Linked DNA regions of Homo sapiens: region 2 is linked to region 1. A link is an interaction called in ENCODE POLR2A ChIA-PET data of the cell type or tissue named here. Cell type or tissue: Caco-2. All regions are shown on one strand. Each heading gives the region's core, and the rest is flanking DNA. Links, peaks and the distances in the headings are about the cores only. Region 1 overlaps L2HGDH (L-2-hydroxyglutarate dehydrogenase). Region 2 overlaps SOS2 (SOS Ras/Rho guanine nucleotide exchange factor 2).

Region 1 (5,385 bases), core at 278-5,277:
TCTGCCTGCCTCAGCCTCCCAAAGTGCTGAGATTACAGGCAGGCGTGAGCCACCCTGCCCGGCCCATAACGTATACATACTTCAAAACAACATGTTGTACATGATAAATATTTACAATTTTTGTCAATTAAAAAATAATTTTAGGCCAGGCACAGTGGCTCACATCTGTAATCCCAGCACTTCAGGAGGCCAAGGCAGGAGGAGTGCTTGAAGCCAGGAGTTTGAGACCAGCCTGGGCAACAAAGCAAGATCCTGTCTCAACTTTTAAATAAGAAATAAAGTTAAAAAATAATAATTTTAACTTTTTTGAGGCAAGGTCTCACTCTGTTGCCCAGGCTGAAGTGCAGTGGCATAATCATGGATCACTGCAGCCTTGATCTCCCAGGCTCAAGCAGTCCTCCCACCTCAGCCTCCCAAGTAGCTGGGACTATAGTTGTGCACCACCGCACCCGGCTAACTTTTTAAATTTTTTGTAGAGATAGGGTCTCACTATGTTGCCCGAGCTGGTCTCAAACCCTTGGGCTCAAGAACTATTTTCTAAAAAGGAAAAAATAAAAGACACTCAACATCATTATCACTAGGGAACTGCAAATCAAAACTTCCACTAGGATGGCTAAAATAGAAAAGACAAACCAAAATAGATGTTGGCAAGGACATGGAAAATTGGAATCCTTATTAATTACTGGTGGGAATGTAAAATAGCACAGAGCTTTGGAAAACAATTTGGCAGTTCCTCAAAATGTTAAACATGGAGTTACCCTGACAATCCAGCAATTCCCCTCCCAGGTATATAACCAATATAAATGAAAACATATGTTCACAAATAAACTTATACATGAATGTTCATAGCAGCATTATCCATAATAGCCAAAAGGTGGAAACAATCCATATGTCTATCAACTGATGAACAAATAAAATGTGGTATATCCATACAATGGAATATTGTTCAGCCATAAAAGACATGAAGTACTGATTCATGCTACAACAGGGATGAACTTTGACAACATTATGCTAAGTGAGAGAAGCCAGTCACAAAAGACTACATAGTATATGAATCTATTTATATGAAAAGTGCAGAACAGGCAAATCCACAAAGACAGAAAGTATACTAGTGGTTGCTAGGGCATCGGGGGAGGTAGAAATGGGAAGTGACTGCTAATGGGTATGGGGTGTCTTTTTGGGGTGATGAAAAAGCCTGAAATTAGATAGTGGTGATGATTGCTCAGCTCTATAAATATACTAAAAATTGATCTGTGCACTTTAAAAGGGCGAATTGTATGGTGCATAAATTATATGTCAATAAAACTTTTATTTAGAAAATTACATAACGTCACACCATCTTTTTTTAGTTATTCCCTAAGATTAGATTTGAAAAATTACATAGATACAAAGAAAAAAATACATTTTTAAAAAATGTAATATTAAACATCACTAAGCAAATGCTAGTTGGAAATTAGTCAAGGCTCTAATAAAATGCCATACCTTGCCACACTGCTTGTAGGAAATTCCCTTTTGCTGACAGTACTCATAGAGGAGGGCTGCACCTTGTACACATAATTTGGCTTTCAGAGACTCAGGTTTATAATAAATTCCACTATGTATGACACCACTGTTATGTCCAGTCTGGTGAACAGCTACAGAACAAGAGAAACAGGGTAAGAGTAAGTACATGATTCATACAAAACATAAGAGGTAAGAGAACAAACTTATAGTTGAAGCTATTAGAGACCACATCATGTAAAATTCTGCCTGAATTTGTTCAGATCACTGGTAACTTCTTCTAACATCCCTGGTATCCATGTCACATCCCTCCAGCCCATCTCTGATTTCAACTACAACTTTGGTGCACAAACTCACCTCTCATTACCAGCAAACCACTTCAGGGGCCCCCTAGGGCTCTTTGCACTCTGCCTTGGGGCCTCTGGTAACTTTTTTAGAGAAGGGCACGGGGTGCTCAACATCACTAGCGGCAATCCTCAACCAATAGAGAGAAGAGCCGATGGATAAAGTGAGCACAATCCTGGGAAATACTACATTGCTCCTCAGAGGCTCCGGTGGAATCAAGCTCACAGCCACAATCTTGATGTGTTCTCATGTCTTTTCCTCCTTCCCTGTCTTACTTTCCTCACCCCCTCACTCCTGTTTCCTGAGATAACCTCTCAAATAAATAACCTATAGACACGTCCTCCTTGTCCCACACTCGGCTTTAACCTCTCAAATAACCTATAGCCATGTCCTTGTCCCACACTCTGCTTTTAGAACACAAACTAAGAAACTAACACTGACATTCAGCATGAAAGATTCACAACAGACAAAATGAGCAGATGCCCAAGTAAGCCCAAAGAACAACATTGATTATATACATACCTAAATCTTTCTCCTTTTCCAGAACACCAATAGAAAGTGATGGATGTCGCAGGATGAGTGCTCTGGCAGAGGCAAGCCCCACAATTCCGCCACCAACGATGACTATATCAAATGAGCTTCAAAAGAAAGTCATCTTTAAAGTAATTCATATTTACAGTAGACCTCGCCAAACTTCACATGCATAATTTTCATCAATGGACAATTAAACCATTAATTTGTAATCATGAAAACGTATTCGGCGGCCGGTCGCAGTGGCTCACACCTGTAATCCCAGCACTTTGAGTGGCCGAGGGGGGCGGATCACGAGGTCAAGAGATCGAGACCATCCTGGCCAACATGGTGAAACCCCGTCTCTACTAAAAATACAAAAATTAGCTGGGCGTGGTGGCGCGTGCCTGTAGTCCCAGCTATTTGGGAGGCTGAGGCAGAAGAATCACTTGAACCTGGGAAGCAGAGGTTGCAGTGAGTGGAGATCACGCCACTGCACTCCAGCCTGGTGACAGAGCAAGGCGACAGAGCAATGTATTGGGCCCTGTGCTGTTTGGTTTCACATGTATTAAAAAAAAAAAACCCTTAAAAGTTATACTAATCAAGCCTGGGTGTGATGGCTCATGCCTGTAATCCCAGCACTTTGGGAGGCCAAGGTGGGTGGATCACTTGAGGTTAGGAGTTCAAGACCAGCCCGGCCAACATGGTAAAACCCCATCTTTACTAAAAATACAAAAATTAGCTGGGTGTGGTGGCAGGCACCTGTAATCCCAACTACTCGGGAGGCTAAGGCTGGAGAATCGCTTGAACCTGGGAGGCGGAGGTTGCAATGAGCCGAGGTCATGCCACTGCACTCCAGTCCAGCCTGGGAGACAGCGCCAGACCCTGTCTCAAAAAAAAAAAAAAAAAGTTAGACGCATTAAAAAAAAAAAAAAAAAACCTCAAAAGTTATACGCATCACTGGTCAGTAGTATAATCAACTACAGCTTACTGGCAGGCAGGATAGCTGGTTGCCCAATCTGCTCTTTATCTCCATAGCACGGCAGCCAGGCTGGTTACATAAGTGACTGCAGTCATGCGTTGCTTAACCATAGGGTTAGGTTCTAAGAAATGCATTGGTAGGCGATTTCCTTGTGCAAACAGCATAGAATGTACTTACACAAACCTAGATGATATAGCTTACTGTACACCTAGGCTATATGGGATAGCTTATTGCTCCTAGGCTACAAGCCTGTACAGCAGGTTACTATATTGAATACTGCAGGCAACTGTAACACAATGGTAAGTATCTGTGCATCTAAAAATGTGTACATATAAAAAAGGTACAGAAAAAATATGGTATTATAATCTTTGGTATCACCACTGTACATGCAGTCTGTGGTTGACCAAAATGTTGTTATGCGGTGCATGACTATACTTTGTGTTAAGCATAGTCATGATTCTACTACCCAGCCTTTCAAAATTCCAATGTAGTACTCTTGACAATGTGTTAACACATTAAAGCTTTAACACTTTAGTGTGCAAGAATTTTTACAAGTTTTTCTTTGAGAAGTAAACAACTCCGAGAAAATAAACCTTGGGGCAATAATTGGTCCAGAAATGGGCTTAGGAACCACAATCTTTGCCATGGCAAATCCTGATTATACAACCATTTACAAAATTAGGGCCGGGCGTGGTGGCTCACGCCTGTAATCCCAGAACTTTGGGAGGCCAAGGCGGGCAGATCACGAGGCCAGGAGGTTGAGACCATCCTGACTAACACGGTGAAACCCCATCTCTACTAAAAATACAAAAAATTAGCCAGGCGTGGTGGCGGGCACCTGTAGTCCCAGCTACTCGGGAGGCTGAGGCAGGAGAATGGCGTGAACCCAGGAGGCGGAGCTTGCAGTGAGCCAAGATTGCACCACTGCACTCCAGCCTGGGCGACAGAGCGAGACTCTGTCTCAAAAAAAAAATTTAGAACAACCATGTATAATTTATATAAATCTGCAATTCGAAGCTTAAAAGATTACCTTTAACACTGACCTGATAGCCAACAAATATGGATCTTATAGGAACTGTAGACAGAGGGAAATTTCAGAGATTAGGCCCTTTCTTCGAAAAGTGATCTAAGTTTCAATTTCAAAATCCTTAGCAAAGCACATCAATTTGATTAGAATTGCTACCACATCTTTGGCTGTATCTGGAACCAGAAACAGATCCTAGACAACTAGGAACTAACACGTAAGCTTGATAAATCAAATCCTGCATCTTAAATTAACTTGGGGGTCATAAGTGGATAAAGTTCCCTCTGTCAGAGCATAAGCCTTATACTTGAACAGGGAGAACCTCCAGGTGATGCTCAGCAGGTGGTTCTCCTGCAGCAGCTTTAGATTGGATAAAATGGTTGTCAAGGATGGTGAATGATGCCCACTTTTAAAAAGAGAGGGCATAAAAAGAGCAGCACAAGTAAAATGGGATTCTGGGTCCACTACATTAATACTAGTTATTGGCAAATGCCTACAGTGGTCAACTAAAAAATTACTAATGTGATCAGAATGTATTTGGAAGTCCAAGCCTTTAAGCAGGTTTTAAAAAAACATAAGTTCAGTGGATAAAAGGTAAAGCATTCACATTCCACTAGGTACTTACACTGATTTACAGATTGACCCTTTACACAACTTTCACAATAAACAGATGTTTTATGGATTCTAAAATAGCCTGGCTTTTAAGAATTCCAGAATAACTATTGTTAAGATAGGCTTTTTATTTTTCAAAACCTCTATAATCTTCCACTAAGGTAGGTGTTCAAAACACTTACAAATACTTAAGATATTTGTATGTGTATTACTTAATCATATTTTATATACAGTCATCCCTCAATATCCACAGGGGATTGGTTTCAGGACTCCCATGGATACCGAAATCCACGTATGTTCAAGTCTTGTATACGAAATGGCACAGTATTTGCATATAATCTACACACATCCTCCAATATACCTTAAGTCATCTCTGGATCACTTATACTACATAGTACCATGTAAATGCTAT
Region 2 (5,385 bases), core at 83-5,082, 160 kb before region 1:
ATCCAATTATACTCTTATAGTTAATATTTTTTATTTTATTTTTTGAGACGGAGTCTCCCTCTGTCACCCAGGCTGGAAGGCAGTGGCATGATCTCGGCTCACTGCAGCCTCCACCTCCTGGGTTCAAATGATTCTCCTGCTTCAGTCTCCCAAGTAGCTGGGATTACAGGCACCCGCCACCATGCCCGGCTAATTTTTTGTATTTTTAGTAGAGACAGGGTTTCACCATGTTGGTCAGGCTGGTCTCAAATTCTTGACCTCAAGTGGTCCTCCCGCCTCAGCCTCCCAAAGTGCTGTGATTACAGGCGTGAGCCACCATGCCCAGCCGATACTTATAGTTATTACTACTATTATTATTTTGAGACAGAAGTCTTACTGTGTCACCCAGGCTGGAGTGCAGTGGCGCTATCTCGGCTCACTGCAACCTACCCCTCCTAGGCTCAAGTGATTCTCCCACCTCAGACTCCTGAGTAGCTGGGACTGCAGGCACCCAGCACCATGCCCAGCTAATTTTTTTTTATATTTTTAGTAGAGACGGGGTTTCGCCATGCTGCCCAGGCTGGTCTCCAACTCCTGATCTCAAGCGATCCGCCCGCCTTGGCCTCCCAAAGTGCTGGGATTACAGGCGTGAGCCACAGTGCCTGGCCTCTTACAGTTACTTTTAAATCTGCAATTAAATTATTATGGACTGTAGTCACCCTGTTGTGCGATCCAATAGTATGTCTTATTCATTCTATTTTTTTTTTTTGGTACCCATTAACACGTTCTCTTCTAAAGATATGCAAAGAAAATATTTACCCTCATATCTGGTTCTATCCGTAAACAGTAAGGCTGATTCTGATACTGCTGAATTTCTCCAGTAATTTCAGCTACTTTCCTCCTCTTACTGAAATTGATTAAATCTTTCCCTTTCTTTTTTAAAAAATCATTATTCCCTTCTTCGGTCTTCAGAATATTTGTTAAATATATTCCTAGTAAAAAAAAAAAAAGAATTTAAAGAAAAGTTATTTTAAATTTTGTTATTTAATCAATTATTTGGGAAAACAACTGATCTAGTAAAGTTGAAAGACATCCTATACTATTCAGCAACTCTACTACTAAAATGTTAAGTCTCTGATAAACAATCATTAACTCTCCATTAAGCATTTTTTAAAGAGAAAGAATTTAAAATAAAAAGAAAATAAAAGCTACTGGCTTGTACAAAAATAAAGGCTGCTAATCTAAGAAATGGCAAATTAAGCTTTTCTAAACTCTAATTTCACCAAGTGCAAATTGTGTTAAATCTATTCTGACCAAATATTTTAATATTTGATTATAAATATTTAATGCCAAGTATCTTAGGTGATTATTAATAAATTAATTTTAAGCCAATTTTGGTTAATAAGTCTATAGGCTTATAAACTAATTCTGTTTTTTCAGAGACTGTAATTTAGATAGAAAAATAATTACTTCTCATTCATGAACAATAAAAAAGTTTTTAGTCCCTTTTTCATGCGTAATTGCTGATTCATTTAAATTGGTGGTTCTCAGCTGGGGACAATTTAGTCCCCCAGGGGATATTTAGGAATGTCTAGAGACATTTTTGGTTACCACAACTCCAGGGTGCTATTGGAGTGTAATGAATAGAGGCCAGGATGCTGCTACAGATCCTATTACGCACACGACAGCCCATCACAACAAAGAATTATTTGGCCCAAAATACCAAAATTGTTGAAGTTGACAAAACTTGATTTAAATCATTCAATTTCAATCATACACAACAATATTTTAATTCTAAATTTAAAAATCACATAGAAGCTTTTAATAAATTAAAGAGAAAGCAAACACTGTAGATGTGACATAGATAGTTATGATAAAAATAACAGTTACCATTTCATGAGTGCGTCCTATGTGCTAGACTTATTAGGTAGTACAGACAAAATATTTTTAATCCTTATTTATAACAACCCTATGAGATATTATAGTCTTCATTTTATAGAAAATAGAGAGTTTTATTATTTATTAATACAGAGAGCTAATAAAAGTAGATGAGCTCAGATATAAAATAAAGATAACATGCCTCTGAAGACTGCTCTCTTTTGGCTATCACACGCTCACCCTCAAAATATATCCATATTTAGTAACTTACCAAAAAAAGGCACACAAGGTGGATTGATTGACTTAAGTTTTACTAGGTATTTTTTAAAGTGATCTTGACTTAATTCCACAGCTTCGTCCAAAATTTTCCTTTTCCTTTCCTGCAGTGCCTTAAAGTATACATAAATTGAGTATAAATTTTTTACAATTCAATCATATTTTATAAATGCAAACCTTTAAATTTTATAAAATTTTGCAAATTATCTGGAAAACAATTTTTTTACATTAAAAGATGAGTGGTATTCCTTTGTACACTTACCTGAAGTGATTTCTCCTCTCTTTATCTATAAATATAAAACCCATAATTTACTCATATAAATTAGAAGATCAAGCAATACAAAAAATTCTACGTCATGCCTTGTGCGTTATTTTGACTAGCCAGGGTTTCAAGTCATAGCTGTAGAAGATGAAAATTATAACCCCTGAACATTCAAATATTTTTCCACTGAAAGATCTTTTGGGGCTAAAGGTTGGGGTTTTGTTAAGGAGAAGACAACTATCAGAAGACAAGAAGACTTGAACAAAAATTTAGTGAATGAAGTAAACTAGCATTTCTTTTATACTTCATTACTAGATCTTCTTATTGAAAATTAATTTTTACTTCAGAAAGAATATACACACACACGTAAACCCCAGAGCGAACACTATGCTTGATGGAGAACCATTCAGTCAATTTCCTTTAAATCAAGGAAAAAGCCAAGGGTATAACATTGTAGCTTTTATTCAATACTATACAGAAGTCCTAGCTAGCATGGACAAGTATAAGAAATAAAGAGCTAGAGATTGGAAAGAAAAAAAAATGTCACTATTCACACAGAGGATATGACTGCCCATGAGGAAACTCCAATAAATCTACATATAGAATGTTAATGAGAGAATCAGCAATGCTGCTATATATAAAACCAATAGACAAAAATCAACTGCATTTCTAGATATCATCAATAAAGAAATCAGGATTTAAAAAAAATTCTGAGGCCAGGTGCAGTGGCTCACGCCTGTAATCCCAGCACTTTGGGAGGCTGAGGCGGGCGGATCATGAGGTCAGGGGATCAAGACCATCCTGGCTAACACGGTGAAACCCCGTCTCTACTAAAAATGCAAAAAATTAGCCGGGCGTGGTGGCGGGTGCCTGTAGTCCCAGCTACTCGGGAGGCTGAGGCAGGAGAATGCCATGAACCTGGGAGGTGGAGCTTGCCGTGAGCCGAGATTGTGCCACTGCACTCCAGCCTGGGTGACAGAGCGAGACTCTGTCTCAAAAAAAAAAAAAAAAAAAAAAAAAAAAAATTCTGGTCAAGTGCAGTGGCTCACACCTGTAATCCCAGCACTTTGAGATGTTGGGGTGGGAGAATAGTTTGAGGCCAGGAGTTCGAAACCAGTCTGCGCAACATAGCAACGCCCAATCTCCACATAAAATTTAAAAAATTAGCTGAGCAGGGTGGCACGTGCCTATAGTCCCCACTACTCAGGAGACTAAGGTAGGAAGACTGTTTGAGCCTGGGAATAGGAGGCTGCAGTAAGCTATGATCATGCCACTGTACTCCAGCCTGGGTGACAGAGCATGACCCTGTCTCTAAGGGTCACTGAAAACAAAATAATTCTAATATACATCTAGCAAAAGAGGTATGCGATCTCTGTCAAAACAAAAAAAACCCCACAAAACTTTATTAACTGAGTAAATAAAGAGATAAACGATGTTCACAGTTGAAAAGACTTGTTACTATAAAAATGTCAGTTCTTCACTAATCTGTAATTGGATTTAGAGAGCCAATGCAACTCCTATCAAAATGCCAATTTAAAAAAATGGAGCTTAAATTGATTCTAAAATGTATATAGGAGAACAAAGAACCAAGAATACGTTCCTCCTGAAAAAGAGTAAGATTGGCGAGGATTTGCCCTACTCTTCTCTATCAAGGACTACTATAAAGTTATGATAGTTTAGACTAGTGGCACTGGCACAAGAGTGATCAAATAGATCAAAGGAACAGAACAGAGAGACCAACAAAAGGCCTACAGATATAGGCATTCAATTTATGACACATTTATTAAATACATTAATATTTCTTTTTTTTTTTTTTTGAGATGGAATCTTGCTCTGTCGCACAGGCTGGAGTGCAGTGGTGCGATCTCGGCTCACTGGAACCTCTGCCTCCCGGGTTCAAGTGATTCTCCTGCCTCAGCCTCCCAAGTAGCTGGGATTACAGGCGCCCGCCAGCATGCCTGGGTAATTTTTATATTTTTAGTAAAGACGGGGTTTCATCATGTTGGCCAGGCTGGTCTCAAACTCCTGGCCTCATGTGATCCACCCACCTCAGCCTCCCAAAGTGTTGGGATTACAGGCATGAGCCACTGCCCCCGGCCTATTTCATAATATTTGACTAAGTATTAATATCTTTAACATATAAAGTTCATACAAATCAATAAAATGCAAACACCCAAACAGAAAAATATATGTATAAAGCAGTTTTTCCTCTATTCCCCTCTAATAACAACCCACTAAAAAAAATAAATAAATAATGTTAAAAGAGGAGTATGTAACCTCCCACATTATTCTCAATACTTATCCAGTTCCACTTAGAGGTTTGGGGTTTGCTCTGCTTTGTGATACTAAAATGGAATAATATTATAGTCATTCTGAAGCTTTTCCCCTGCTGAAATATCACAAATGTTCTTCCACAACAATACACATAGATCCCATTCACTTTGTTGTATAGCTGAACAATATTCTACAATAGAGGTATAAGAGGATGTATTTAATCATTCTCTTACTGATAGACATTCAGGTTGTTTCCTGTTTTCTGCTACTACAACTAATGCTGCAGTAACTATATCTTTGTACATATAACTTTATACTCTGGTGTGTTTATTTCTTTGCAATTCTGGGTCCTAAGAGTATGCACATTTTTAATTTTAACATATATTGTTAGACTGCTTTCCAGAAAGATTGTAAAAACGCACATTCCCAAAAGCAGTATTTATATGGCTGAGTTTCTAACTTGTTATCCTTTACTTAAAAAAAGTCTTTCCAGGTACAAAAGCAAAGGAAGAAACCATAAGTGAAGAGACTGATATGTGCAACTAAATAAAAATGATAAAACGTCCTTATGTCAAAGCATTATACATTTTTTAAATTAAAAAGCAGATAAAAGACAAACAGAAATGAGAATATATGTACAGTCTAAGTTTTAATATCTTTAATATATGAAAAATCCATATAAATGAATAAAATGCAGCTGGACATGCTGACTAATG

What was found. ChIA-PET counts read pairs that join two places held together with the same protein. Peaks named below come from ENCODE experiments on the same cell type or tissue, not always from the same donor. Only the 100,000 strongest peaks of a DNase experiment are listed, where the experiment ranks them.
Region 2: POLR2A ChIA-PET joins it to region 1 with 5 read pairs; 3 of 35 experiments call an interaction of 5 or more read pairs at or near these places.

Annotation. Positions count from the first base shown.
Region 1 is chr14:50,300,535-50,305,919 of GRCh38, forward strand. It overlaps L2HGDH (L-2-hydroxyglutarate dehydrogenase), which reads right to left. Exons shown (of 10, transcript NM_024884.3): 2 at 2,368-2,483; 3 at 1,483-1,634. Among named protein-coding and RNA genes, the nearest start is that of MIR4504, 3.3 kb to the left of the region's middle. In Caco-2, for the core only: no CTCF peak of the experiment used is centred there; a DNase peak (open chromatin) is centred at 3,387.
Region 2 is chr14:50,137,814-50,143,198 of GRCh38, forward strand. It overlaps SOS2 (SOS Ras/Rho guanine nucleotide exchange factor 2), which reads right to left. Exons shown (of 23, transcript NM_006939.4): 17 at 2,129-2,246; 18 at 799-971. Among named protein-coding and RNA genes, the nearest start is that of VCPKMT, 24 kb to the left of the region's middle. RefSeq lists an enhancer at 1,121-1,825. In Caco-2, for the core only: no CTCF peak of the experiment used is centred there; no DNase peak of the experiment used is centred there.